Regions from separate parts of the Homo sapiens genome. Here region 2 is linked to region 1. Evidence: chromatin loops called from intact Hi-C (ENCODE). Cell type or tissue: OCI-LY7. All regions are shown on one strand. Each heading gives the region's core, and the rest is flanking DNA. Links, peaks and the distances in the headings are about the cores only. Region 1 has its middle 58 kb from the start of MIR4475. Region 2 overlaps GRHPR (glyoxylate and hydroxypyruvate reductase).

The links. Hi-C counts contacts between places; a loop is a spot of excess contacts. Peaks named below come from ENCODE experiments on the same cell type or tissue, not always from the same donor. Only the 100,000 strongest peaks of a DNase experiment are listed, where the experiment ranks them.
Region 2: a loop joins it to region 1, with 3 times the contacts of the local background. A loop is called at or near these places in 3 of 110 quality-filtered maps.

Annotation. Positions count from the first base shown.
Region 1 is chr9:36,757,726-36,773,067 of GRCh38, forward strand. No RefSeq gene overlaps it. Among named protein-coding and RNA genes, the nearest start is that of MIR4475, 58 kb to the right of the region's middle. RefSeq lists enhancers at 6,588-7,106, 7,107-7,625, 8,146-8,305. In OCI-LY7, for the core only: no CTCF peak of the experiment used is centred there; DNase peaks (open chromatin) are centred at 7,206 and 8,316; H3K4me3 peaks cover 1,708 bases; H3K27ac peaks cover 2,363 bases.
Region 2 is chr9:37,426,996-37,436,349 of GRCh38, forward strand. GRHPR (glyoxylate and hydroxypyruvate reductase) reads left to right here. Exons shown (of 9, transcript NM_012203.2): 5 at 1,489-1,577; 6 at 2,737-2,841; 7 at 3,516-3,651; 8 at 5,013-5,143. It also overlaps the pseudogene CHCHD4P3. Among named protein-coding and RNA genes, the nearest start is that of GRHPR, 9.0 kb to the left of the region's middle. RefSeq lists enhancers at 1,046-1,546, 1,547-2,047, 7,407-8,045. In OCI-LY7, for the core only: a CTCF peak has its summit at 4,003 (motif pointing left); no DNase peak of the experiment used is centred there.

The DNA of each region.
Region 1 (15,342 bases), core at 4,326-12,325:
TGCCCCTAAGCTGGGATGTATACTAAGAAGGCATTCATTGCTTATCTGAAGTTCAAACCTACCTAGATGTTTTGTTTTCATTTTTGTTAATTCTGGCAACTCTAGATAGGTGGGTGGTCCTTCTTCAGTGTTGGTTTAGGGACCCAGGCTCCTTCACCTCCTTGCCCTGTCCCTTCAACCTCTGGTTTCCACAGTCATGACACCAATTTGTATCAAACTGATGAAAGGGAATGAGCATGAGGATCACTTGGGGGAGGTTTTTGTGGACTGAGCGGTAACTAGAACACAAGGGTCTTCTCTCATTCCATTGGCTGGAACAAGTCACACGCCATGCCCAACGCCAAGTAAGGCTGGGAAATGTAGTCCAGCTCTGTGCTCAGGAAGAAATGGAAGAAGTTCTATGGACACACACACACACACACACACACACACACACACACACACACAGCTTTTTAAAGAAGGCATGATACATTTTCTTGGGTAGTCTTTTTAAGACTACAGCTTTACTTTGGCAAACACACACTCCAGGAGGGAACAAGCCAGTGCCCACATTTGTCAAGGAGAGAGTTCTTCCCTCTGCTTTCCTTGAAGAAAACAAATAAACAAAACATTTATTTCTTCTATGAAATAAAGTCCTGGTAAGAAGTTGTTGAGTTTGTGCTCTTAAACAAGCAGCAGGAGGGAGAGTCAAAACTTTGAACCTACCAAAGGCCCCCAAATCCATCTGTTGGAATCCTAGCGCCAGGGTGATGGTATTTGGAGTGGGGGGGTGCCTCTGGTAGGTGATTAGATCCCTCCTGAATGGGATTAGTGCCTTTATAAAGAGCCCTGGGGGCACTTCTTTGCTCCTTCCACCATGTAGGGAGACAGCAAGAGGACAGGTGTCTGTGAACGAGGATGCTGGCTCCCTCCAGACCCCAAATCTGCTGATGCCTTGACCTTCAGCTTCCTAGCCCCCAAAACTGTGAGAAATAAATTTCTGTTGCTTATAGCTACCCAGTCTATGGTTTTCTATTATAGCAGTTCAAATGGACGAAAACAGCATTCAATAGAACTGGTATGGATCCTGGTAGAGCCTGGTACAATCTTCTAGCGATGGGACCCAGATCAAGTTACTCAACCTTTCTGAGCTTCGGTTTTACTATCTGTGAAATGGGGCTAATGGCATGTACCTAATGGGGTGCTGTGAGGACACAGCCTGGCCCAACACTTGGCATATACCTAGAGCTCAACAAATAGAAACAATCTCACAGCTTCTGTTCCCTCTGTGGTCCTGTGGCAGCTACCCAACTTGATCCTGAGCTGAGCCTGTCTGGGGGACTGACTGGAGGGTCCTCCAGGAATCTGCCTGTGGCAAGGAGAGCCAGGTTGATAAACTAAGCCTGGCAACCAGCCTGAGTCACCCACCAGTCAGGAGGAGAACTTTCCTCCTGGTCCAAGCCTATCATGGATTTGTGTCTGGAGCCTCTGGGGAGGGGATTGGTCCAAATAAAACTTCTGAAAAATATTGGAACACAAGACTCCTTGGAACAATGCCAAAGTGGGGGAGAGGCAGTCCCCACAGGGACGCAGGCTGGCTGTGGACCATCCAGGGTGCAGATAATGGTGGCGAAGATGGTGCTGCCCAGTGGGAGGTGGCTTCAAGGCGGGCACAGAGGCAGTGTGTGTGTGTGTGTGGGGGGGGGGGGGCTGCGTTCTCCCATGACTTGGCAGAAAGCTGAAGAAGAAGGAGGAGAAGCAGTAGCTGAGAGGATAACTGGTAAAAACATAAGAGTTTTCCAGAAATACTTGAAGAGGTACTGGAAGCAGCTAGACAGCCAGAATTATCAGGTAGAGGGGGCACAATGAAACAGTGAAGCATTAGCTATCCATAATGACCCCCTTCACACCCAGGGTTGGTGTGGTTGGGGTAACCTAGGTCGCATCATTGTCTTCAAAGAATAATTCCCCAAGGTACATTTGATTGCTGTTGGCATGAGTGTGTCTCCCTGACCCCCACCCACCAATTGATGTCTTCCCCTGGGGCTCTGTGTCCTTCAGGAGAAAGTGCTTTGCCATCCTTGATTCAGACTCAACCTCTCTGTTCTCCCTGCCTGCATCTCACACCCCTCTGATTATGGAAAGATTGCCCCTTGGTCTCCAAATCATTAATTTTGGCTGTGTAGCTCCCACCTAGCAGAGCTTTTCTGCTCTGAAAAACTCTGATTATAAATAGTTCAATAATACACGTCCTCCTGAGCTTAAGACTCTGGCTTATGTAATTGGAAATCTGGATGTGAAGCAAGTTAAAGTTGATGCCATAAAGACAGTAAAATAATTAATCACTTTGCTCTGTCTAATAGATTCAAGGGCATAGGAACAGCCTTGCGGCCAGGGTGAATCTTCGGGAGTGGCACTTGCTGTCATGGCGACCTCGGCAGGCACTGGGGAGATAGGCAGGGAAATCAGCACCTGGGGCCAGAGGATGGGGTCTCAGCAGGGTGTGCCCCTCCAAGCTCACCAAGGCCCTACTGATCAAGATGTCAGGCATCTGTGACCCTCTGATCCCCCACTCTCCCCCTGTCCCAGGGTTCCTGTATATTGTGCATGTCCTTAGGCTCATACAAGCCTGGTCCCCCCAACTGCCTCCCTGGACATGGTGGCTCTGATTAGATAATCCCTCTTCAGCCCACAAAGGACTTGAACTCCCACTATCTTGCTCTATCCTCACAAGGCTCTGTGAGGCAGGCAGAACAATTATTCTTTCCCTCCCACTTGTCCTAAGGGAAAACAAAGGCTCCGCTGGTTCTGGGTGAAATGGCCCATTTCACATGTATCTTTCTCAAATTCACACAGCCAGTTGGTGGAGCCATGTCTTACACTCCCATCTGGGTGACAACTTAGCCTGTGCCTTCTTGGCTCTGCTCGCCGGCTCCCTGACAGGCCAGGAGCACCAGGCTGTGGACATCCACCTGAGGGAGGCTGCTCCAAGGGCAGGGACCAGGTCGGGGAGCATAATATTGAGCATTAACAATGTGCCAGGCAAGGTCCTAACCACCTTCACACTCGTGATCTCGTTTATTCTTCAAATCACCATCTAAGGTAGCTGCTGTTGTTCCCATTTTATAGATGACGAAACAAAGAAACAAGCACAGAGAGGGTAGGAAACTCGTGTAAGATCACACAGCTCATAAATAGCAGAGACAGGATTTGAACCTGTGCTTTTAACCACTGTAACCCATGGGCTCCTTGGAAGCCTGTGAGGAGCCTTGAGATGGGATGGAACTCTTACTTGAGTCAGTGCCTCAGGATCGATTCTAGGGTCTAGCACAGGAAGGGGTTCACGAGATGTTGTTGAAGGTCGGGCAGGGTGGGGTCCTTCTGCCTCTGGCCTGGCTGTCTTCCTTCACTTATTCCAAGCACACGCATTTCCTGATCTGGGCCAGTCCCTGTCCTGCACTGGGAACACGGGGGTGGATGAACCACAGCCTCTGCATCTGCAGGGGCAAGTGAAGTGTGGCAGGGCAGATAACAGCCAAGTCATGTGGTAAGTGCAGGGCTAAGAGCACCATGGATGCCTGCATAGCACCAGCTTAGGTCAGGGCATCCCGGTAAGGTGACAGCGGAGAGGGGACAGGCATGCCAGGTAGAAGGAACAGCATCAGCAAAAGCCTTGGCGTCAGGAAAGAGATGGGGTGAGTGGGATCCAGAGGCGTGGCAGAGGGCGTGCAGGAGATTTTAAGGGCCTTGAGTGCCAAGGTAAGGATTCTGGACTTTCTCTGGAGCCGCTGAGCAGTGCCATGACCCAGTGCCGTTTTAGGAAGTCAGGTCTAGTGAGACAGACTGGAGGTCGCGAGGCCAGGGAGGAGAGGGCGGGTGGCAGTGGGAATGAGGGCAGTGGCTCTGCTTGGTGAGGGAGTGTAGGGGATAGCCTGGGGCCTGCCTTGACTTCTATACGTGTTTGTGCCCCCACATCCCCACACCAAGGCCAGTTTTAGGTTTATTCTGTGTGTTGTGAGCGAGCTCCGGAGAGGGGGCTGAAGCGACGCATTTGAGACCCCCAACCGATTTCTGCCTTTAGGACTATGATGAGAGGAGCAGCTCTTCGCTTGGGGTTCTTGGTACTTTTACCTGAATCTGTCCAAGGTGACTTCTGGAATGAGTGTCCTGAAGGCAGGGGACAAGCCCAAGGGAGTGGAGATCATCACCAAAACCAGAGCCTCCTGGGTTTCAATCTCAGTCCCACCATTCAGAAGCTGTGTGCCCTTGGAGAAATAATGTCACCTCTCTGGGCCTCTGTTTTCTTATCTGTGAAGTGGGGCAATAGTGATGCTGCTCCTACAGCAGCTGTGAGATTCTAGCAAGCTTTACCTGGAAAGCATGTGGCACACAGAGGTGCTCAGTTACACGTCACTCCTGGGACCTTTGTCATCATCTTGTCTTCCCATTGGGATCAACGCATTGAAGAAACTGCAAAAGATTGCTGGGTGCGGTGGCTCACGCCTGTAATCCCAGCACTTTGGGAGGCTGAGGTGGATCACCTGAGGTCAGGAGTTCAAGACCAGCCTGGCCAACATGGTGAAACTCCGTCTCTACTAAAAATACAAAAATTAGCCAGGCATGATGGCAGGTGCCCGTAATCCCAGCTACTCGGGAGGCTGAGGCAGGAGAGTCGCTTGAACCTGGGAGACGGAGGTGGCAGTGAGCTGAGCTCAAGCAACTGTACTCCAACCTGGGCAACAAGAGTGAAACTCTGTCTCAAAAAAGAAAAAAAAAAAAAAGAAATTGCAAAGGATTGTTGTTTACCTGGCTGAGTAGCTGCAGGTAAACAGCTTGAAGCTGGGATTGGGGGAACTGTGGGGTTGAAACCCCTCCCTCTCTGTCCCCTGGAGTAGGACCACCTGAGATGGGGGTGAGGTTCAGGGGGTCTGACACCTACCTCCTGGGAGATGAGCATAGAGAGAGTAGTCTCCATTCCCCACCCATCCCTCTCCCTAGCCCGTCTCCTGCAACACTGTGCAGGAGGGAGCCAGGCTGGGGTGTACTACCATTTCACATGGGGGGAAGTGGGGGCATAGGGAGGCAATGGGACTCCCCAAAGTTTCCTCTGGAGCTGGGAGGGAGGCCTGGGTTCCTCTGTGGGGATTACAGAGGACCTTGAAGTCTCTTTGTGGCAGGCTGGTGTCATGCAGACAGGGGCAGGCAGCGACGTGAGCACTTCTGCCATCTCCAGTGAGGGATGCGCTGCTCAGGTGAGGAGAGCCTTGCTCAAGGTGACTGTGAGCTCCTGACTTCTCAGTGTGCTGGCAAATGGACCCCATCCATCCTGGGAGGGAGAGAGCCTGACTCTCGCCCCACATGGCCCGTCAGGGTGGCCATAAGCTCTCCAGGCGCCTGGGGAGCTCCCTCGGGACCCCAGCAACCGAAGACAATGCCTGGTTCCCAGCAGCCCAGCGCCTGTCGGGTGACCTTGAGGACTCACCTTCCCTGGTGGCGGCTGCTGGGAGTGGAGGAACAGGGCTCAGTCACAGGATGGAAGCAGGTGTGTGTGTGTGTGCGTGGAGTGTGGGTAATATGTAAGGATAGGCATCTCCCCAGCTTTTTTGGGGGGAGGAGAGCATCCAGCTGGGTATCCTCCCGGGTCCTACCAGCCTGTCAGGCAGGAGGGGAGACCTGGGAGAGACTGACTTAGGCTGACCTGGGGTGGATCGACCCCGAGGCCCTCCCTGAGATCTGAGCTGGCATCTGCTTCCGCACCGTCGTTCTGACTCCTCTACCCAGGACTAGTTACGGTCACCATCACAGTCAGTAGGACTGTCAATCATTGTTTTAAGTACTGATGTATATCCACCTAGTTGGTCCTCATTTTACACATAGGGAAACGGAGGCAGAGAGGGCTTAAATAGTCTAAGGTCACAGGGTGAACACGCACTCAGTCACTCCCTTCTGTGGCACTGCCTCAGGGGGCCACATGTGCTGGGAAATGCTGTTGTCCTGAAGCAGCTCAGCAACTGCTGGGTCAAGAGAGGGGCAGGTAAGGCGCTGAGGGCCTTGGAGGAAGGAGGACCACGACGACAGCTGTGTGGTGTGTACAGTTGTGTGGGGTGTTTGTGTGGGGTGTGGGGGGTGTATTTGTGTATGATGTGTGTGACGTGGCATATGTGTGGTGCATGTGTATGTGTGGTGCGTGTGCATGTATGATGTGGTGTATGTGTGGTGAGTAATGTGTGTGTTGTCTTTGCGTGTGATGTTTGTGTGTGGTGTGGTGTATGTGGTATGTGTATTGTGAGTGGTGTATGGTGTGAGTGGCATGTGTGAGTGATGTGTGTGTGTGTGGTGTGTAGTGTGTTTATGTGGTGTGTGTGTTGTGGTGTATGTGGTGTGTGTGTGTGTGATGTGTGTGGTTGTGTATGTGGTCTGTGTGATGTGCGTGAGTTGTGTGTGTGTGAATGGTGTCTGTGGTGTGTGTGAATGGTGTGTGCTGTAGTGTAGGTGGTGTGTGTGAGTGGGGTGTGTCTGTTTTGTGCGTGTGAGTGGTGCATGTAGTGCATGTGTGCTGTGGTGTGTGTGAGTTGTGTGTGTGCTGTGGTGTGTGAGTGGTGTGTGTGGTGAGTGGTTGTGGTGTGTGTGGTGTGTGTGTGGTGTGTGTGTGCTGTGGTGTGTGTGGTATGTGTGTGTTGTGGTGTGAGTGGTTTGTGTGTGGTGTGTTTGTGTGGTGTATGTGGTGTATGTGATGTGTGTGTGCTGTGTGTGGTGTGTGAGTGGTGTGTGCTGTGGTGTGTGAGTGGCGTGTGTAATGTATGTGTGCTGTGGTGTGTGTGGTGTGTGTGAGTGGTATGTGTGATGTGTCTGTGTGCTGTGGTGTGTGCGTGGTGCGTGAATGGTGTGTGAGTGGTGCGTGTGAGTGGTGTGTGTGTGTGCTGTGGTGTGTGCTGTGGTGTGTGTGGTGTGAGTGGTGTGTGCTGTGGTGTGTGTGATGTGTGTGAGTGGTGTGTGTGCTGTGGTGTGTATGCTGTGAGTGGTGTGTGCTGTGGTGTGTGTGATGTGTGTGTGCTGTGGTGTGTGTGTGGTGTGAGTGGTGTGTGTGAGTGGTGTGTGTGTGTGGTGTGTGTGTGCTGTGGTGTGTGTGATGTGTGTGTGCGCGTGTGAGGGAAGGAATTTCGGAGGAGGAGGTGGCAGGTGGCAGGTGGCGCAGGTGGCAGGTGGCGCCGGCACTTAGCCACCAAGGGTGGAGGAGGGCCTTCAGGAGGAGGAAACTAGCGGCGAGCAGGGGGTCAGAGGAGGTAAACGCTGTGAACATACCGCCAAGTCCCCATGCTGGGGGTGCAAAACATTGTCATGAAGGATAAGATTGGGGGGCTAGCTAGGACAAGATTGTGGAGGACACTGATTATCAAGCTGGAATTATGCAATTTCTGTCGAGAGCACCTGGTCACCACCGCAGGTCTTTAAGCAGCTATGGATGGGAGGCGACCCTGGCAGCGGCGGGCGAAGATGAGTTAGAAGGGGACAGGAATGAGACAAGAGGAAGGGAGGGAAGAGACGAGGTGGGGAGGACGGGAAGGCGTGCAGGGAGTGGGCCGGTGCGAGAGGGACATGGGATGGAGTCCACAGGGGAAGAGCTGGGGACTCCAGGTTTTCTGGTCAGGAGAGACTGGAGACGCCACTGACAGAAAGAGGAGGAACAGGTGTGGGGAGAACTGATGTTTCTTCGACCAGAGCCATCTGCGGAAACATCGTCTCCTCCGTGGGGCCCAGCTTTCATTCCTCACAGCAGTGATCACTGCATGGCAAACAATCACATTCATCTATTATTTGTTTCTTGTCTTTGCTCAATCAGCATATAAGAGAGTACGAATTCCATCTGCCGTGTTCACAGCGCCATCCCCAGAACCTACAACAGTGTCGGCTTCTAGTAGGTGATCGCTAAATATTTTTTGAGTAAATAAACGAATGACTCATGTCGTGCTGGAGGGGGACTGTGGGACAAGCATCCAGGAGGACTGGAGATCTCCAGGAGGGACGTCTGAGCAAACAAGAATGTCCCACACGTGGAGGTCACTAAGCCCAGGCTGTGTCTGAGATGGTTCTAAGAGAGTAAGAGAGAATGCACAGAAAGAAACCGGATCACCTCCTATGCCCCCAGCGCCTGCACAAAGCCTGGCACACAGCAGGTGTTGCGTGTTGGTTGACTGAATTAATAGATGAACCTGCTCTTCGGCGAGGAGTGAGACTTCCTGTGCATAAGGGGCTCGAGCAGGAAGACAGCTGGCCGAGAGCGTGCGCTGGGGTCCAGAAGGTTGCCTCAGCTTCACAGGTGCCCATGGGTAACGTGTTGTGGTTCCCCGGAGACTCTGGGCGGGAGGAAGTGGGACCATAGAGAGGGGCCCACTTGGGTAGAGCGTCTACCTCCGAGAGGTGGAACTTCATTGGGCGAGTGGGTAGCCAATGAGGAAGCTCCCTGAGGAAGAGCCCGCCCCTGGAACTGGGCCGAGGCACCGCCCCCGCGGAGGAAGCCCCGCCTCTCCCCGTCCCTAACACTGAGGCCCCAGAGGCGAACTGTCGGGACTCCCGGGCTGCTTGGTGGCCTGAGAGGCCCCCGAAGGGCTCTGGGCTGCGCCTTCATCCGCTGCTTTCCTGTGTGACAACCCCAGACCTCATCCTTCAGGGGGTCTCCATTGCCTCAGGTTCCTCTTTTTTTCGAGACGGAGTTTCAGTGTTGACTCCCAGGCTGGAGTGCAGTGGCGTGATCTCGGCTCACTGCAACCTCCACCTCCCGGGTTCAAGCGACTCTCCTGCCTCAGCCTCCCGAGTAGCTGGGATTACAGGCGCCCGCCACCACGCCCAGCTAATTTTTGCATTTTTAGTAGAGACGGGTTTCACCATGTTGGCCAGGCTGGTCTCGAACTCCTGACCTCAGGTGATCCACCCGTCTGGGTCTCCCAAAGTGCTGGCATGAGCCACCGCGCCTGGCAGGTTCCTTTTCATCTAGAAAGAGGCCTTCAAGGGTTAGCTCTGGTTTAACAAAATGGATTCAGTGCTTCCTGTACCAGGCGCTGGTCTACGCTCTTTTTTGCTTTTTCTTTCCCTCCCTCCCTCCCTCCCTCCCTTCCTTCCTTCCTTCCTTCCTTCCTTCCTTCCTTCCCTCCCTCCCTCCCTCCTTCCTTCCTTCCTTTTTTCCTTCTCTTCTCTTCCCTTCTCTTCCTTTCTGTTTCTTTCCCATAATGCATTTATTTTGTCATACTTTTAGTGACACGGGAGCTTTCAGAATGCAGACTTGAAGATACACGGTGATCTATGTGAATGGTCTGGGCTCTGAGGAAACACCTTCAGACCCTCTCCTCATGGGCCTCACCATCTATGGGTGGAAACACAGTAAACAAACCCGCAGTCTCTTCTATAATTACACATTGAATAAGTGTGTCAAGAAACAAAATAATGGGGCATAATTCAGGTAGCAATACTGGGAAAGTGACATTTGAGCTGAACTAGAGAGCAGGGCACTATTGGCAGTTGGAGAAGTCTCCACGCTGAGGGAACAACATGAGAGAAGTCCCCAAAGCTGAGATGAGTGTGCTGCATGTAGGGCGAAGCAGCCAGGCTAGACGGGGAGGTCCGAGGTAAGAGCAGAGGAGAGCAGGCCGTGCAGAACTCCTTCGAATGTTTTTATAATAGGAGTTTAGATGGTTTTTTTCTCGGGATACTGGGAAGCCACTGAATATTTTTACAGGGAAGCACCATGTGATTTTCAAATAATTACTCTGACTTTGTGTGTAGAACAACTTGGGGAAGAGCAAGAAGATTTCTGTTGAGGTGGCTGAATTTTCCTCTTTATGGCAATTAGAGGCAATTTGAGATGAGGCAACACCCAGAACCTTGAGTTGAAGGGCAGTACATCAGAAGAGGCACAGATTATCCCTAATCCTCTCCAGAAATATATGAGCTTGTGTGTGGCCTTGGGCAAACGACTTTCAGGACTGAGAGAAGGAGTGGAGGGAGGGGGGAATGCATGGGATGTCTCACAAGCCACATAGGTCTGCCCAGGTGTCCCGCATATCCCAGTGCATTCCCTATAACCTGTCCCAGAGTGGTTTTCCTTTTTCTATCACAATCCCAATTTTCCCAGCTGAACCATTCTCCAGTCCTGGGCTGGGTTCTGCCATTTCCTTGCTAGAAGCCTCCAGCCTTCTTGCTTCCATTTTCTGGTTCCTGAGAGGCACTTGCCTGTAAGAAATCTGACTCTCTGAATCCATAGTTGAATCAGGGTTCAAGCAGTTCATAGCAAGTGAAAAATGTCCTGTCTGGCCACCCAGCAGTGATTGGAGAGGAGGCTGAGTTGATGGTCCTCCAGGCTGTACAGACCATGAGAGCAGGGATGTAGCAGGTCCTCAATAAGTTACTTGTTGTTTGGATGGTACCTTCATCATGATTTATCAATTCTAACGTGCCATCAACTGTAGGAAACACTGTCAATTCATCGACAACTTTGCAGGACATACAAAAGATAGACATGACATTAAATATACACACCAATTATAAGATACATTCTAACAGGAACACCAACATGTGAAAAAACAATGCATACATTTGAGAATCGAGAACTTGTGTAGTAACAATCATCTCTCTAAGAACCAGTTTGCAAACCAACTTGTGTGGCCCATTTAGCTGTGAAGGGCTTGTTGCTTTCTCATTCTCCTGTGAGTCTTGCTTTTCTGTAGACACATCCCCAGTCCTGTGGATTTCTGAAGCCCAGTTTTCCTCTCCTCCAGAAAGTAGCCACGGCCCCCATCAGCAGATGTGCATGGTTGAGCTCCCTAGGCCATCTCGCCACCGACTTTGTAAATGACCAGCTCCACAACATATTTTCTTTAGAGTTTACAGGAATAATGAAAGTGACATAGAACTGTGCAGCCAGATTCAAATGAAAGGACAAATGTAGTTGGCCAAAATGAACAATTATAGGAAACAAAGGGAAAATAACGATTAAAGATCTTTCATTACAGCCCGCTAATTATCATGAGTTCTGGACTTAACTGTTCAGGCATAGAATTAAAAACCTTAATTATATTGTCACCTTTGTCTCTCAGCTCCCATTGCCACAAATGAATCCATTTACTGTAAGTGCTGCTGATGAGCAGAAATTGATGGCAGTCCCAGCGAGGTGGGAGAGGGGGCCCAGGAGTGTGTGTGGGGGGGTATGCCAGGCAGTACTACCAGGCCCACACAGCTGGGTGGCATCTGCATTCCAGGACATTATAAATTAGAAACACTTTTAATGAGACAAATACAGGTTTAATGGATTTTATGATTTCTTCTCCCCTTCAAACCACTAACAATGCTCCTCCTCTTTCTTTCTTTCTATTAGAGCCAGTCTCTTGTTAAGTGATTGCATTAATGGTCTTTGTAGACAGGCTGAGTGTGGGAGGACAAGAGGGACTTCCCTTGTGAGGGCATTGGAAGGCTCTTCTCTCTGAAGGAAGACAATTCTCGGCTGTTGTTCCAAATGGGAGCATTTTAAAGCCCAGTGCGATGAGTGGAAATGCGAGATCACTTTGAGAGCTAGGGAAATTGGAAAAGAATGCAGCAGACTGGTTGGGGAGATAAAATCCTCAAAACTAGCCAGTTAGTTCTTTTGAGAGAGAGGCCAGCCAGTTCAGTGAGAGCCAGGCGTGGCTGTTGGAGAGATGGCCAGGTGGTCAATTTCTTGACTTCAGGGTGGGATGGGGTGCGGCTGGGAGTGAGGAGCCCTAGAATTATAATCAAGCATAGTATTGTGGTTCTGGACACAAACTCAGGAGCCAGACTGCCTGGTCTTGAGTCCATGCTCCGTCTCTTTCTGTGTGACTCTGGGCAATCTACCTGACCTGTCTGGGCTTCCGTTTCCTCATTTGTAAGGTGGAGCTATTGATAGTACGTACCTCATAGGGTTGATATGAGGATTAAAAGAGTTAATATGCATCAAGGATAGACAGTGCCTGGCATATTAGAAGAACTACATAAATGCTAACTATACCAAGTAAAAAACAGCCCTGAATTCAAATAGTCTTCCACCTAATGGCAATGTGACCCTGGATATGTTAACCTCTTCAGGCTTTCATTTCTTCTATAAAGTGAGGGGAGCCACCCCATATACTTTAGAGGTTTACACTGGGGAATCGTGAGAAAATACGAATGTACAACTGTTGTGTACAATTACTAGATAAACTCCAGGTCTGCCTTGCGCCTGCTTAGATTTCAGTGCCAGGCAGAGAAAGGGCGGGCAAGTGGTCATAGAGAAACTTAACCTAAAATAAGCTGAAAGCCCTGTGCTAACAAACACACTCAGTGGCCATGGGTATCTTGGGTGAGGGGTTGTTTCTGGAGGCAGGGGCTGTGCCGGATGCAGAGTAGGAGCTCAGGCAATGTGGCTGCCATCACTGTGAATGCATTGAGGTCTCTGCCCATCCCTGCGTAGCTGTGGATGGAGCGCAGTCCCACCCTGGTGTTGGTGGCGTGCCTATCTCCTATCTTTGGGAGAGTCGGGAGCCAGTGTTGCCATGGTGATATGGAGGAGTTAATGGGATGGAACTTGTCACAGAGCTGATGGTGGGATGGCAGCGGTGACTGCACTGTGTTAAGATGCTAGAAACAAAAGGGTGAGCACCTTGGCCACGCGAGATTGTGACCAAACCTAGCTCGTGGGGGTCTCAGGTTCTGCCTTCCAGAGAGCAGGAGGGAGTCTTGGCTGCTGAAGGTCTTTCCTCCCACTGTCTCTGCATCCATGGCCCCCAGTCCCACCCCTGATTCTTCAGAGAAGGGACCCGAGGAAGGACAAAGACAAAGACAGGAAAGAGATGTCAGGGAGCTGCCCTACAGGCTGGGCAGAGGGGGAAGGGGGCACCAATTAGAGATGGGAACCAAGGGGCAGGAGAGAAAACTGTGCCCCCACCCCTCTTGCCCCAGGCCTCAAGAGAAGACCCCAGACAACTGGGTCTCCTGGGTGACCAGGGGCTTCTGTGTCCCTTCTCCTATCACTTTTGTCTCTCCAAAAACCTTGAAAGTAACAAAAGCAAGGTTTATTATCCCCATTTTCCTGACAAGCAAGCTGAGACTCAGTAAGGTGGGAGCCCTCCCCAGGGTCAGTGACAGAGTTAGGATCAGCCTTCTACCTGTAGGTCCCATGTCATTTTTCCTAAAATCCCAAGACTGGCAGGACTTTGGGGTCGGGAGTGGGTAGAGCCTCCACTGCTCTCACTCCAGGCCTTCGGGTCTTTGTTCAGAAGCCCAGGCCCTTTCTTCAGCCTTGAACTCAGCTCTCTGTGTGCCAGAAGCCAACTGGGTGAGAGCAGTTGCTCCATCAGCCTGTCCAGCTCCTCCCCAAGAACTGGGCACTGCAGAACTGACAAGGGCTTGGTGGAGAAGAGCGGGTCTGAGTATCGGGGAGGGCCAGCCTGGCCCGCTTCCTTCCCCACCATGTGCCCCCTGTGTGACCTTGGATCAGCTTCCTACCTCTGAGCCTCAGCGTCCTCATCTGTAAAATGGGACAAACAGGACTTGCTTTTCCACCTCACAGGTTGGCTGTGGATGTTGAAACACCTAGTAAATTGGGTACAATGGCTGTGAAGAGGCACGAGCTGGGAGGCTGGTAGGTGTGGAGTTGGCCTGGTGCCACTGTTGCTCCTGAAACCCTCAGGAGAAAGCCTGAGTTCCCAGCCTGGCCCTGCCCTCCTGAGACACTTCCCGATGCAGCACAGCCCTCATCTTGCCCTCCACTTTACCATTTCCCAAATTCGCAAGACCAAAGACACATTTAGGTCTTTGCTCTGGTTGGTTCTCCCACCGTACCTCCCTTAGCCTGTCAGTGCTGACTTCTGCTAGAATGCTTCTCGGAGTGCAGAACCTGTGCCTCCTCTGTGACCCACTGTACGGCAGAATCATCTGCCAGGACCATTTCCCTATTTGCAGCCCCTCTCCTCCCTCAGACTAAGCATCTGAAGGACCTGGTCCAGTGAGTGTTTGCTGACAGCCCTATGAGTATGGGCTGCATGGCTGTCTTCACTGCACAGATGTGGAGACAGAGGCTCAAGTGAGGCAAGTGACTCACTGAGGTGCTCCTGTGGGCTAGACGCAGAAGTCTTCATCTCTGGCTACTGGTTCAGTGCAGTGCTGTCTCCCCTTATTCATCTGGGTCCCACACTTGAGGTCAGGTAAGTTGGTGAGAGCACACCTATATGAATCACAGTTCATTTAACTGCAGATAATAGAAGTAACTTTAGTTGTTTAAGGAAAAAAAGGGATTTAAGACAGGGGACTAGGCGCTTACAGAATCATAGAGGGGTGAGAGAAGCAGGGTCTCAGCTAGGTCTCCAAAAATGACACCCAGAACAACACTGGAGAATTGGCCGGCCAGAAGAGCCCCCGCCTCTGCCACAATCAGGGAAGTAGGGGAATCCAGAAGCAGTCACCAGCGAGATTCACAACAGTAAAACAATGATGCCCAGGGCGCTGCTTCTTGACCTACTGGGACTTCTGCAGATACCTCTGCACAAGCCGAAGGAGCAAAGCAGAGGCAGCGCGGCCCCTGCCTCACCTTAACATCCAAAAGCACTTACTCAAGTGCATCTGATTGGCTGGACCCAAACCACATTTTACCTGCCAGGGCATCTGAGAAATGTACTTTTGGGTCTTCTTGACTCTATGGTACAGGACAATCCACTGGAAGGAGGGTGGAAAGAATACTGAGTGCCAAGCCACCACATCTACCATGCAGCCATTAGGCTGATCCAGGCCAACAGTCCAGGGACCGAATCGGACCAGGAGGGTTGTTTACCCAGGGGAGAACCTGTGCTTGGCCAAAAGTTCCCGCAGTGCCACATTTTAAGAAAAGTAGCACTGCACTTCCTGAGACTACAGATAGATTTCTATCTGTAACTGGTGAGTGACCTTGGACAGCTCCCTGCATACACACATGGACACATTACATGCAACTTTCCGTGGGGCAAGCATGACAGACTGATGGGGAGGAGACTCTACAGCTTAATCTCTGCCTGAGTCTGTGTAATAGAATTGTTAAGGTCTCTGGGGTCGGGCCCTTGCCATCCGAATGGGTCACCGTTCTGTGAGCTTGCTTTATTCTGCTGCCATTTGCTGAAAGCCAGCAGCCAGGAGTGATTCAGAGCACGGGCATGGACCCACACCTGACTGTTAGCTGAGCATGAGCTCTTCCTGCTCCGCCAGAGCTACTTCAAAGCTGGACCTGGCTCCCGCCTTCTGGGCTGGGTTTCCCTGTGCCCTCTGCTTGACTACGATAAGGTTACACTCAGGGAGGTGAGGTGATGAATGTGTCCCCGCCATGGGGCCATAGGTGAAATCTTCTGCCACATA
Region 2 (9,354 bases), core at 270-8,269, 670 kb after region 1:
TCTGCTCAGCACTGGATCCTGATCACTGTGCCAGTCCAGCCCACGCATAGTCCCTGACCCCAGGTGTGCCCCATTGAGTGAGGACTCAGCTAAAATAAAGCACAAAGCAGAGCTGCAATAAGGGCAGAAAGGGAAGTGGTGAGAGAAGAGGATGAGGGAGGACAAACAAGTTCTGCTGGTGGGTGAGGGCTGGCAGGGAGAGTGTGGATCAGGGAGGGCTTCACAGAATAAGTAGCAGGTGGGCGTCCGCTTGAGTCCTGAAAGCTGCAGGTCCACCATCCCTTAGATCCCAAAATCTAAAAAGCTCGGACAGCTGAAAGTTCTTTCATACTAACAGGAGACTATTTAAGGCTTTTATTTCTCCCATTTAATGTGACTTTCCTAAGTTTTGCTGCAGATGTAACACTTTTAAAACAGGCTGCTGCCCAGACACTGCAGAGGGTGATGTGTGGAATCTACCACGTGCGCCATGCTGCCTTTCTAAAGGCCAAACAGTTTTAAAATCTAGCCTGAAGGTTTCAGATCAGGGATTTCGGCCTGTATATCAAGAGTTAGAGTTGGCCGGGCACGGTGGCTCACACCTGTAATCCCAGCACTTTGGGAGGCCGAGGCGGGCAGATTGTTTGAGCCTCAGGAGTTGGAGAACAGCTTGGGCAATGTGGCAAAAGTCTGTCTCTACAAAAAATACAAAAATTAGGCAGGCGTGGTGTTACACGCCTGTAGTCCCAACTACTCGGGAGGCTGAGGTGGGAGGATTGCTTGAACCCAGGAGGCAGAGGCTGCAGTGAACCGAGATCATGTCACTGTACTCCAGTCTGGGCGACACAGCAAGACCCTGTCTCCAAAAAAAAAAAAAAAAAAAGTTGGGGGAAGCATTCCATGTGCAGATGGAGGGACTGGCCCGAGTCAAGGTGGGAGGCGTGCAAACGCAGGCTCTCACAGTGCGTGGCCAGCAGCGTGGGCCCCGGCACGGGGCATGGAGCAGAGTAGACAGTGCTGAGTCCTGCTCACTGTCCTGTCTGGGGAGTCATCACATCTACTGGAGGTGGCTCAGGGCAGGCTCCATCTCTTGCCCAGGGCAGCAGGGTGGGCCCTGTGGCTGTACTCTTTGTTGCTGCCCTAAAGTGCCAAGAGAACTTGTTTTGGAATCATAAATCCTGAGTTTGCAGCCTGTTGCTCTCAACTCTTCCCTGGTTGTGTGACCTCAGGCAAGTCACCCTTTCTGGTTTGTTTTCCCATCTGCAAAACAGGATGAGAGCCAGTAAGGCCCCTTCCCGCCCTCAAGTTCTATGTCTCTGGTGGCTTTAAAGGTGGAGTCGTTTCTGCTGCTCATCTGCAGTGCCGAGTGGCAGTGCCTCATCCCACTCTCAGTCCGTGACCTGGAGGGTGGGTTTATACCTTGGACCACAGTCAGAGGTGCCGGGTTCTCAGCGGCCCCCATCTTGGTCCAAGGCTGGGCCTCTCACCTGCCCCTCTCTCTCCCCTCAGTGGTGGCTGGACCTCGTGGAAGCCCCTCTGGCTGTGTGGCTATGGACTCACGCAGAGCACTGTCGGCATCATCGGGCTGGGGCGCATAGGTGAGGCTCCCACCGGCCCGCTTGCCCGCCCCGGCTCTCACAGCGTGGTTTGCATCCCTGGCACCACGTGTCTGAAGGCTGAGAAGACCCACATGCTGTCAGGGCACTTTGCTTGCAGTAGAGATATCTCTAATGAGGGATACAGCTTTGTAAAACACAGGCAAATACATAAATAAACCAAAGCAGGATTCCTTAAGAACTCACCAGGTGATAAAAGCAAGTTGCCTAAGGGTCAGGGGGCTTCATGATTCCGGCTCCATAAAGAACAGATGAAGACTACAAATGTGTTGGGGCCGTTAGGAGTGGTTACCGTGAGAGAGCCCATTCCCCCGACACCTACTCCGGCTTGCGTTCTGGAAGGTATGTGACTCACAAAGCCCTAACTCGGGCCGGAGGGCTCAGTGGGCAGAGTTGATCTGCAGTTCTGCAGATGAGGCAGAGACACTTTTCTTCCAGTGGCCCTTATTTGGAGAAGCCTGGCAGAAGGGCGTGAGCCTAGCCAAGCAGCTATCTATTGGTGGTTCTCTGTCATCCTGCCTGGTGCAGGGGTGCGGGTGAGGGTGGAGAGTGTGGAGAACCTGTCTAGCCAACGAACAGCCCTGCCTCTCACTAGAGAGTTGCTTGGAGGAACCCAACAGCTTTGGGGCACGTTCTGAGCCTGAAAATCCAACTGTACAAATCTGTCTCAGCAGCAGCTTACATGAAAATTGTAAGTTTGGGGTGAGCTGGCAGTTTGGCAGTGCCACCAAAAAGTCAAATGGGGTCTGAGACTGCATTCACAGAAGCAGAGGGTCCAGGACAAAGGAGGGGACTGCTTGACCAGGTGTCTCCCTTGTGAAAACCTCTCCAGTTCTCAGAGGTTAGGAAAAACCTGAGTGGCTTTCCAGATGGCTTGGACCATGTGAGGACAGCATCAGCCAGTCACAGCCTCAGGGGAGCTGAGGTGCTGTCTCCAGATCCCTGGGGCAGTGTGGGCTGGCTGGGGGCTAGTTACAGTGGGGCAGCCAGCCCCCCACCCGCTTTGGAGGAGACAGGAGCAGGCAACTCGGGCTGTGCTGATGAAAAGGGTCTGCCCTGAGGGCCGCTGTTCCAGAAATGCTGGGTGGTGTCCCTACCCTTTGCGGGACTGGGAACGAGACATGGACTCTCCTTGCTCTAGGCCAGGCCATTGCTCGGCGTCTGAAACCATTCGGTGTCCAGAGATTTCTGTACACAGGGCGCCAGCCCAGGCCTGAGGAAGCAGCAGAATTCCAGGCAGAGTTTGGTAAGTGAAGCCTTGATTTCCACAGGAGCCTATCTGTGCCCAGTTGAGAGGCTGTATTTTCTCTCAATGGTGGCATTTTCAGGCAGAGGGCAGGAGCTCCAGGCATGTCCAGGGGCTGCTGTCTGGTAGATGTTTAATCTACCTGCCCCTGGACACTGGCCCACTCAGGGAGCACAGGGACTTACCCAGGTCCTCTCCGAGCCAGCAGAGCAGTCCAGGGCTCCCGTCTTTCAGAGTCCTTTGTTACCATTCCCCATTGTGGGCGGAGCAGCGGGGATGGTGGTGGGTGTGAGGAAGGGCTGGGCACTTTCACTGTCTTTTCCTTCATAAACTGGCAAGCACTACCCTAGCCTTTGTGTGCGCCCCTTAGTCCAGGCGGATCCAGCACCTGGCGGGTCCACAGCCTGGTGAGCAGATGGCAGGCTGGATCTCAAGCATTCCCCACGCCCCTGGGCACTTTGGGCCCTGAAGGTAGTTAAAGCCAGAGTGGTCCAGATCCCACTGTGTGTGATTTGACTTTGTGCACTCATGAGAGTTGTCCAGGTAGAGACTCGGCCTTCAGGAAGCATCTTGGGAGTTTCTGTTAGGGAGTCGGGAGCAAGGGGCTGGTCTCCCGCCATCTGGTTGTCCCTAGCCTGGGACTCAGTGCCTGATGGAGTCCTGCCCTCCCTCAGTGTCTACCCCTGAGCTGGCTGCCCAATCTGATTTCATCGTCGTGGCCTGCTCCTTAACACCTGCAACCGAGGGACTCTGCAACAAGGACTTCTTCCAGAAGATGAAGGAAACAGCTGTGTTCATCAACATCAGCAGGTATCCTAGGGCCACCTTACCCAGCAAGCCTGGAGAGGAGCCATCCCCACTGCTGCCATCTGGAGATTTTCTTCCCCGTGGGTTGTTGGTGAGACCCCAGGCTGAGCTTGCTGGTTTCCATAAACCAAACAACCAACTCAGAAATTCGTGGGAATACACGAGACCTCCGTACAGGGAAGAAGAGCCGTCAGAGTGGGCCTGGCCTGTCTGCTTCTCAGCAGTGGCCCCCACCCGGCGGGGCCTGGCACACAGCAGCGTGGCTTCAGGGAGTGTTCCCAGGGAGCCTCTGCAGGCCCATTATCCTCCACCACAAAGGGCTGGACTTGAGGATCTGAAGGGCCCTCTGGAGGCCGCCTCCCACACTGCTGAGCCTGGCTTTGTCTGGCTGTGGTTCAGTGATACTTTGAACCTTATGCTCCTGGGCGGACAGACCCTAAAACTCACGTGGTCGTAGCTCCTCACACTGTCCCTAGGGGTGCCTTCAGGCCACTGGGCATGTATGGAGGTCAGACCTTCCTTCTCTGCCACTCCAAGCCCTTCCTAGCTGGTGCCCCTTGAGCCTGTTTACATCAGTTTAGGGGAAGGGGGATTGGGTGAGGTCATCCTGAGGACTCGTCCACCCCAAAGGTACCTGTAATTACCAACATTTAGCTACAAAACAGGTGACCTGGGAATGGAAGAGTGAAACATGCAGGACCACAGGGCTCGCACTGCTGGCTGGCAGCAGTCACAGCTGCCGTGTACTGGGTGCCTGCATGTACCCAGGACAGCCCAGGACCGTGTATTACTCATTAGTGCACAAGTATTACTTAGTGCACAATATACAGTCTCTAGAAGATGACTTCTTGCCTTCAGTCGCCGCTCCCTTTGATGGCTGTGGTTAGGGGTGTGCTCGTTCCTCTGCCCTGGTTTAGACAGGTACCTGATAGCACACTGTGGTGCTTCTCAGTGGGGGTCTGGGGGTCAACCAGATCAGAAACACTTGGATGGGGCCTAACACAGATGCCCTTCTGGGCCCTGTTCATGCAGTAGAGCATGTAAGAAAGCTTTAATCCTCCCAACATGCCTGGGAGTTAGGTGGTATTCTCCTTATCTCACAGAGTAGATAATTTGAGACACAGATAATTCGAGGCACAGAGAATTTGAGACACTTGCCCAAGGTCACACAGCTAGAAGGAGGCAGGGCTGGAGTTCTCTGAGTATATAAGACTTACAGACATACTGTAAGTATACCTAAGACTTACTGCTTTAAAAGTCAGTGCCAAGTGAGTGGAAAAATTCATTCTGTAGGTTGTTCTGCCTCAAAGGTGGCCTGGGCGGAGGGATCTTCGGGGTACCCATGTCACCACTGTCATTCCCAGGGGCGACGTCGTAAACCAGGACGACCTGTACCAGGCCTTGGCCAGTGGTAAGATTGCAGCTGCTGGACTGGATGTGACGAGCCCAGAACCACTGCCTACAAACCACCCTCTCCTGACCCTGAAGAACTGTGGTAAGAACTGCACTTTCTGATGCAAACTCCCTGCTGCCCTGCAGGACCAGTGTTTTTGAGGGGGTCCCAAGGGGCCGGGTGTGGAGCTAGTGTGAGCAGGTGTTGAACCCAAAGGGACACACCAGGGATCGTAAATGTTTATGTTGTCAGTGACATGGGTGTATGACAGGAGCAGTCCTCTTGCGCATGCTCTGCTGGGTCTCTGTCCCTAAAGGAACAGAATGTAGGTGTGAGTGGATTTGTTTAAAAAAAAAGAGTGGGCCAGGCGTGGTGGCTCATGCCTGTAATCCCAGCACTTTGGGAGGCTGAGGTGGGTGGATCACGAGGTCAGGGGTTCGAGACCAACCTGGCCGATATGGTGAAACCCCATCTCTACTAAAAATACAAAAATTAGCCAGGTATGGTGGTGCATGCCTATAGTCCCAGCTGTTTGGGAGGCTGAGGCAGAAGAATCGCTTGAACCCAGGAGGCACAGGTTGCAGTAGGCCGAGATTGTGCCACTGCACTCCAGCCTGGGTGGCAGAGTGAGACTCCATCTCCAAAACAACAACAACAACAAAGTGGGCTGACTACATGTCTCCATGTGTTACACCACAGTGACTCGTGTAAAACCTGTTACTATAAATTGCTATTACCAGTTTAGCTGTGAAAAATTAAAAGTGTAATGACAATGCCAATATAACTCGTGCCAGTTTTTCAAGCTGTTGTTTCACAACAAAGCCCCCTTCTCTCTTCTGCTTTGTGGGGCTGGGGCCAGGCCTCTGCACACCCCATTTCTGCTGTGCCAGCTGCACTGGCAGGCCTTGTCAGCGTGGGTGTGGAAGGGCCTGCTCCCTCCTGCCCTCCCTTCCTGTCTTTGGGGGAGTGGCAGCAGCACTTCTTCATCTAGCAGCACCAGTTCCTTCCCATAGTGGCTGGGGAATCCAGTTTGCAGTTTTTCCAACACTTGGTGAACCAGCCCCATTGAGCCCTGCTCAGAGACAAGAGCAACAGCCAGTCAGTGCCCGTGCCACCGAAGTCTGAGTTGCAGCACCAGAAGTGCCTCTGGCAGTTGCTACCTCTGTGCTACCACAGTGCAGTGGTTCTCACATTTTTTTTTTTTTTTTTTTTTTTGAGACAGAGTCTCGCTCTGTCGCCCAGGCTGGAGTGCAGTGGTGCAATCTGAACTCACTGCAACCCCTGCCTCCTGGGTTCAAGCGATTCTCCTGCCTCAGCTTCCCGAGTAGCTGGGATTACAGGCGTGTACCACCAGGCCCAGCCAATTTTTGTATTTTTAGTAGAGATGGGGTTTGTCCATGTTGGCCAGGCTGGTCTCGAATTCCTGACCTCAGATGGTCCACCTGCCTCTGCCTCCCAAAGTGCTGGGATTACAGGCATGAGTGTCCGGCCAATTCTCATACTTTTGAGTTCGTCAGAATCACCTGGAGGAGTGACTGATCAAACACAGGTTGCTAGCCCCATCCCGAGAGTTTCTATTTCAGCAGGTCTGGGGTGGGGTCTGACAGAGTGTGCTCCTCACGGCTCCCAGATGCCACTGATGCTGCTGGTCCAGGGACCACACTTTGTGGTTTGGGTTTTTGTTACCTGCTCAGTGAGTTAACAACTTGATGCGTAGTTAATGATTCTTTATATTAAGATCTGTTCAGGTAGCTGGTGGAGTTTATGCCTCCAGACTAAGAGTGATCAGGGCCTTAGGTTGTCCGGGCCAGTCTCTGCCCTTAATTTGGATTCTGGAATGGAAACCTAAACAAAAGGTCTTCAGCTGCCTTCCCCAGTGAATGCTCCCATTATTGCAGCCCTTGGAAACTCTCCCGTCCCTCCCCCACCCCAGCCTGCAAGGAGCACTGGGTGTGATGTCAGGGCTGTCGCCCACAGCCAGGAAAACTGCCCTCCCACCCCCACCCTAGGTCCTGGAATTCAGCTCACGGCCTGGGGACTGCTTCAAAAGGCAGGTCTTGGTCTGAGGAGAGGGCAGTCAGGGCATGAAGCTGCAGCCGCCACCGCTGCTTCTACAAAATCTAAGCACTGGGCTGCAGCCATGTCCTACTGCCAGCAGGAAGGGAAGGATGCAATCATTTGTGATGTAAAAAGACCATGCAGCTCCAAGCAACACAGCTGATGACCCCAGTGATCCCTATGGGGGGAGCACGGATTGAGGCTGCCAAATGGAGACATTAACTGGAACTGCCTGTGCCTTGGGGGAAGGGCCAGCGGCCCCTGTGGGGAACAATTCAAGCTGGACTTTTCCTGCTTCCACTATAGTATGGAGAATGTCAAGGGGTCAGACTGTGTAGACCAATTGGGGCCATGCAGGAATGCATGCAGAAATACCCAGATCTTTGTCCCCAAGAAGGTGAGGCAGAGGTAGAGGAAAAGCCCGCAGAACATGTAGAAGTAGCAGCTCCCACTGAGGCCACTGCAACCAAAGAGGAGGAGGGGTCAAGTTAATGAAGGCCATAGGACTCCAGTCCTTCCACCCCTTCAGAGTGACACGGACCTTTTGCAAAATGCCATTTAGTCACCCTCCAACAAAGTGTCTTTCCCTCTGTTGTCCTGTAAACTGTAATGTACGAAATAACATATTTTGATGATCGGGGTCTTGGCCTCTTGACATATACGCTAAAAAAATGGGGGTTGTTTTATATGTGTCCTGTGTAAACCTGTCGGCAAATATAGCCACCACTTTTGAATTCTCCTAGATGGCCCTGAATTTTGCCACTTTGAAATAATGTGCTACTCAATCTCAGCAACCAAAAACCATTATCCAGGAATGTTTCTTGTGAGTGAGCGGATTTATTCTGATTCATTATATGTCTGAAACGTTGGGGTGGGGCTGATTAGGGTGGCTCACGCCTATAATCCCAGCACTTTAGGAGGCCAAGGCGGGAGGATCACCTAAGACCAAGAGTTCGAATCTAGCCTGGGCAACATAGTGAAACCCCATCCCTATAAAAAATAAAAAATTAGCCATGTGTAATGGTATGTACCTCTAGTCCTAGCTGCTCAGGAGGCTGAAGTGGGAGGATCACTTGAGCCTAGGAGGTTGAGGCTGTAGTAAGCTGACTATGCCATGGCACTCCAGCCTGGGCAACAAAGCAAGACCCTGTCTCAAAAACTCTTCTCTACTAGAAGAGGCCAAATAGTCAGATGCAAATTTCTCCAAACCTATCCTGACCTTGAGTATGTAAAGGGGTACTATACTTCATTCCTGACATATTTTGGTTTCCATGTTGGCATTCAGCTCCGGGTTTTCTATTTGGATGGTGAAAATTTGGACCCTGCCATTCACAGTCCCTTCCTAAGTGTAGGGAAAGGCTGGTTTTTGCTGTTCATTGTTATTCTGAAAGCTCTGGTTTGGGGTCCATGTTCATGCTGGCTCTCAGTTTGATCAGATGCAATGTTCTTGAGAGGAGGGGACCTAATTGTTACCAGAGAGGAGAAGAAACTCTGTGAATTAAGTACTGAATTATGGCTGGGCGCAGTGGCTCACACCTGTAATCGCAGCCCTTTGGGAGGCTAAGACAGGAGAATCACTTGAGGCCAGGAGTTCAAGACCAGCCTGGGCAACAAAGACCCTATTACAATAATGATAAAATTTAAAGAAGAAAATGTACTCAATTAAAAGGAAACATGATTTCTACCTGGAAAAAACCCAAAAGCAGTTTTATGGGGTTTATTTGGTAAAGATGATGTCTCGCTATGTGGTCCAGGCTGGCCTCGAACTCTTGGGCTCAAGCGAACCTTGCATCTCGGCATCTGGAGTAGGTGGGACTACAGGAATATGCCACTGCACCCAGCTGACGGTTCTTTGGGGGCAAGTAAGTTCACTTGCTCTGGGGTGGGATCAGAGATAACTGTGCTGTTCAGCATTTCATTTTGGAGTTATTTCTGTAGATCAGAAACCTTGTGGTCATGTGGCATCATTTTCAAGGGCACATGGTACAGGTGGCCAGTGCTAAACTCCTATGCGTTCACCATTTTTTTGTTTGAGACAGAGTCTCCCTCTGTCATCCAGGCTAGAGTGCAATGGTGCAATCTCAGCTTATTGCAACCTCTGCCTCCCAGGCCCAAACAATCCTTCTGCCTCAACCTCCCAAGTAGCGGGGACTATAGGTGTGGGCCACTACGCCTGGCTAAATTTTTGTATTTTTTGTAGAGACGGGGTTTTGCCATGTTGCCCAGGCTGGTCTCAAACTCCTCAGCTCAAGTTA